2 separate regions of the Mus musculus genome follow, and region 1 is linked to region 2. The links are chromatin loops, found by intact Hi-C in ENCODE. Cell type or tissue: heart. All regions are shown on one strand.

Region 1 (2,500 bases), 480 kb after region 2:
ATTCTTCATAATCAAATTTTATATAGAGCAAACCTCAACGCCAATGAAAGCCGACGACTTTGCAGAGAAAGACTTTGTATTTCTAATTTAGCCTGTATCTTTCTTTCCCCCTAACCACTCCCCTATTCCTTAAGTCATAGATTCAGAAGCCAATTTAATATTAGAGAAATGAATTTTGGCCAACAGGGTCAAAGTGAAATAGAATGTTAAGGAAAAGCTCTTGATGGCTACAGCAAAACCGCAGTGCTGTGTGGGCATTGGTGTCTACATTCAGTTTTGTTTTAGGGCTGGACATGCGTAGGTACAGGGTAGTGCTGGCACACAGACATGGGCAGCAGACAGGTTACCAGGCTGTGTGCCCCAGAAATCTTAAACAATCTCTGCTGAGAAAGTTGAAGAACACTGAAGTAAGTTTACTGACTCCATCAACGCACTTGCGTCTTCATACATATTCATGCGTATAAGATTTCAGGGCTTCTGATACATTTTTGATTAAGATATACACATCCCAAAGCTACACACATGGGAACAGGCCTTTCCTCTGTGATTATCTTTTCAAATGCAAACTATGAAAGAAGTATTATGGAATTGCAGGTCATAGGATCTCCAAAACTTCCATAGCTGGGGTGTCCAGCTTGGTATCAAAACTATTCCATTTTCGCCTTTCATTTATAGCCAGGACGTTGAAGGCCACAGCGACATCATCGATCTAACTCTAACTATGGAGGAATGTAAGCAGAATATAATTCCCAGAGTCATCATTTGGCCACAGTAATGTGGTAACAGTTGTTCAGAAATTAGCCTGTGTGTTTTTTATTGTGTAGCTTTGGAGAGGCATGGCACAGCCCCCATCTGCCTCCCCTGACTGGCAGAGGCCTGACTCCTCTTGTTGAAGCAGGATTTCGCAGGCTCTAAGAAGTTCAGAGAATAACAACTAGGGAAAAGACAGACAACCAAACCCTCTTGCTCTTAAATTCGCAGCCCTGTCTGGCTGTTTATGGTCTGTCGTGAACCATTACAGAAGAGCGAGCTCAAAAGCAAACTTGGATTTTCAAGAACAATAGCCACTGGAGTACATTTAGGGATTGTGTTCTCATCGCACTGCATTCCCCAGGGAGAAGAAACTGCACAAGTCGCGTGTTTGTTGTTTTCCTTCAATATAAGTTTTACATAAAGCAGAAATGCTAGTCTGTAAACATGAGCACTTGTCATACACATTATGACCAGAAGGTGGCGCGGTCTTAACATTGACCAAGGACTGTCAGCGGCAATGTTGAATCTAAGCAGATTTATTTATAAAGATAACTGCTTCTTGGACTCTGTATGTTTATTTATGTTTTTGTGACTGTTCACAACTCATACAATATCTTTTCCATGTCTGGAAATAGGAAACTGCTTATTTTTATTATTTGCTCTCTTTGTTCTTTTAAACACTCGCACATGTGTGCAAACAACAACCACACACACACACACACACACACACACACACACACACTTGATTTGCTAGTTTTTTGAGACAAGATCTCACGCTGCAGCCTAGATGGCTAGGTAACTCATTTTGTAGACCAAACTGGCCTCCGACTCGTGGCAATGACCCTGTAGTGTCCTGAATGGTCGAATCACAGGCATGAGCCTTTATATCTAGACAAAATGAAATCTAACTATTTAAAAATCGTTTTTGTGATATTTTAAAAACTTTTTGTGGTGTTATGGATATGCCTGTGCATACTAGGCAAGTCCTCTAGTGTATAGCTCTTTTCTTCATCCTTATTTTGCTTTATGCCTTAGAAAGATTTGAGTAAAACCCTAATTATTTCCCCGCAAGAAGCAGTTGGTTAACAAAGCCTACAAACAAGCCTACAAAACTTGAGTTTTGCATATGTGTGATATGTGACTATCATATGAAAAAGAAACTACCTTTATATCCATTCACCAGGAAAGTTTAGTTGTTTTTTTTTCAATTAACAAAATATACATGTGTATTATTTTTAAAGAATGGCCAACATTTCAAATATGGCAAATACTTGATTTACATAACATTTCTCTATACCAAAATGAAATCTAAGAGTGGTTTTGTTTTGTTTTGTTTTTTTCACTCAAAGAAAGGAAAGATTATCCTTGGGTTTTGTGAAAATGAGTTTAAGAGACACCAGAAGCTTTGTCAGTGATGCTGAACAATGATCAGTGTTTGGTCACAACCAGCGCACGTTAGCAAACGTCGCCATCTCTTTTGAAACTGAGAAGGGAGGTTTCTAGAATTAGGCAGCTTCTAACTAGGAGTAAGATCAACTTGTGTGTTGTGCCGTTTTGAATGTGTCTCTTCCTTATTCAGGAGGGAGACTGAACACACAGCTCCTTGTTTTCCGATGCCCCTCGGTGTAGTTCTGTTTCCCAGTGATTCGCTGTTTCCACGCTTGTTTGTTCTCAACAAAAAGGGTTTCGTTATAAGCTGTTCCTGGCACTCAGACTTGGGGCATAAGTTCTGTCTGCCTATCCGTCC
Region 2 (2,500 bases):
GAACCTTGAAGGGAAAGTTTCACAAGACGATCTACCACATCTGAAAGCACTAGCATTCAAGGTCATTTCCAAGCAGGTCAGTTACCCACTGGATCCATCGAGAATTAACTGACAGGCAACTCCTATTGTATTCTCTTACCACTTTTTGTTTAGGAGGCACTTTATGATACTGCCTGAGTGAGATTACTTCTAACACTCTTGCTAAACATTATTCAGAGATGCGCACACTTCTTTCCTTTTATTCTCTCTACGTGAAAATGGAATTATGTCACTAAATTTAACTGTAAATCTCTTTGAACATTACATGAGTTAAGCAAAAAGATAAATGTAAGTAGAAAAGTCAAGAATTGAACCTATTAAAGATTTTTATTAAAAATCTTATATTTTCTGTGATGTTGTTTGCAGAAATGGAGCCTGAAATGCTTAACTTATAATAAGTTCTCTATTTTCTAAAAAAAAAAAAAGAAATTTTTTAAAGATTTATTTATTTATTTATTTATTTATTTATTTATTTATTATATGTAAGTACACTGTAGCTGTCATCAGACACTCCAGAAGAGGGTATCAGATCTCATTACAGATGGTTTTGAGCCACCATGTGGTTGCTGAGTTTTGAACTCAGGACCTTCGGAAGAGCAATTACTGCTCTTAACAACTGAGCCATCTCTCCAGCGGTGGTGCACGCCTTTAATCCCAGCACTTGGGAGGTAGAGGCAGGTGGATTTCTGAGTTTGAGGCCAGCCTGGTCTACAGAGTGAGTTCCAGGACAGCCAGGGCTACACAGAGAAACCCTGTCTCGAAAAAAAAAAAGAAAAGAAAAGAAAAGAAAAGAAAGGAAAAAGGAAAAAGGAAAAAGGAAAAAGGAAAAAGGAAAAAGGAAAAAGGAAAAAGGAAAGGAAAGGAGAAAAAAAAAAGACATAAGCTCTCTATTAAAGCCAGTATAAGCATGAAATATAAACCCAGTTGCAGTCTGGAGAGTAACCACTAGATGGTAGTAATTACAAACAAATCTATGTTTATCAAACCAGGCTCTTGCATACCAAAAACAAACAAAAAAGAATCAATTTTTTTTTACTATTTATGAAGTATTTGTAAAACAGAAATAACTTGTAAAAATATAATTTCACGGAATTTTACTAAAATCTGGAAATTCTGTACAAAATCCATGAATATATATATATATATATATATTTATATAAACCAATATACTGTCACTGAGCAAACTCTAAAAGACACATATTAAATAAAGCCATGGGTAAAGGAAATGACCTAAGCTCCTCAGTCAGCTCGAGGAGCCGTAGCTCGCTCCAGGGACCCACAGGCAGCTGCCACACCTGCACAGCACGGGTTAGGGGCTCCCAACCCTGGCCATGGCAAGGGAGCCACCTGCAGGGTCCCAAGGTTCTGGACAGATGTTAACAAAGAAAGGATATCCCTTATGTAAACAAAAGATGTGAGGAATCTGATATCAAAATGGAAGTTTCCTAGTTGAATAAAAATCAAAGATTAAAACTAAGGTTCACTAGACTAACAGTACAAAAGCATCAGTAAGCAGCCATCTGAAACCAATGAATTTGCTGCCTTTTCCTTGGCTCTACCTTACCCAATTAAAACTGCAAGACAAGCTTAATACTTATATACTGCACATACTGGATAGCAACGTAACTATAAACTCAGTTGGAAAAGAAAAGCGTACTGCCTGCCACTCCTCACGCACTTCTGTGGTTGCACAGATGACATGAAGAGAAGCACGGAGCCTGTCCAACTGGGAAAGGGATAAGCCGACCTCCAGACTAAAAGCAGTTCAACACCTGAAGAGTGATTCTCTAGTTTTGAATTTGGGCGATCATTTTACATAAGTAAACGGTTTCTCATTTTACCCTAGAATAAGCCACACATAACCTAATACATTTTCACTGAGCATTAGGTGTAATACTGGCTTTAGCCATTTAAACAATTTGCTGCATGCCTTAATATTTATCAAAGAATTTAATTCATGCTAATCACTGTGTTAGGGAATAACAAATACATGACACAGTCTTCCCTCACAGTTTAAATCTGCTATGTAAGTCACATAATTTGTATGACGTTTAGTCTTCTAACTGTCACACCTCTGTGACACTGCTTTGGGCTTACAGAGTTTCCCCTTCCCCAACCCTTCTGGCTCAAGGCCACTGAAAAAGAAGTCTTTTGCGTCCAAAGCAGACAGGCAGAGTTCACTGTGTGCATGCCTACAGCAGAGTGCACTGTATATATGCCCACAGTCTTAGATGGTCAGCAACAGTTCTTTTAAATTCTCCTTCTGCCTTTTCCCCTGCAATCGACCATAATGGTTGCAATCAAAATTACCTAACAAATGCTTATGCAATTTACACTTTAAGTGAGGTATACTCATGTTAGTAGTATTTTTTTCTTCAGTTATTTTAAATATTTATATAAAGTAGAGTACTAGGACAAGGTCACTTACTGAAAAAGGCCAGCATGAAAATGCCGTCGTTGC

Evidence for each region. Hi-C counts contacts between places; a loop is a spot of excess contacts. Peaks named below come from ENCODE experiments on the same cell type or tissue, not always from the same donor. Only the 100,000 strongest peaks of a DNase experiment are listed, where the experiment ranks them.
Region 1: it touches region 2 in a loop (5-fold over the local background); 4 of 42 quality-filtered maps call a loop at or near these places.

What each region holds. Positions count from the first base shown.
Region 1 is chr14:104,812,908-104,815,407 of GRCm38, reverse strand. All of the region lies in intron 2 of D130009I18Rik (RIKEN cDNA D130009I18 gene), which reads right to left. Among named protein-coding and RNA genes, the nearest start is that of Gm24280, 160 kb to the left of the region's middle. In heart, a CTCF peak has its summit at 1,222 (motif pointing right); no DNase peak of the experiment used is centred here.
Region 2 is chr14:105,294,860-105,297,359 of GRCm38, reverse strand. It overlaps Ndfip2 (Nedd4 family interacting protein 2), which reads right to left. Exons shown (of 8, transcript NM_029561.5): 4 at 2,468-2,500. Among named protein-coding and RNA genes, the nearest start is that of Gm24207, 19 kb to the right of the region's middle. In heart, a CTCF peak has its summit at 984 (motif pointing right); no DNase peak of the experiment used is centred here.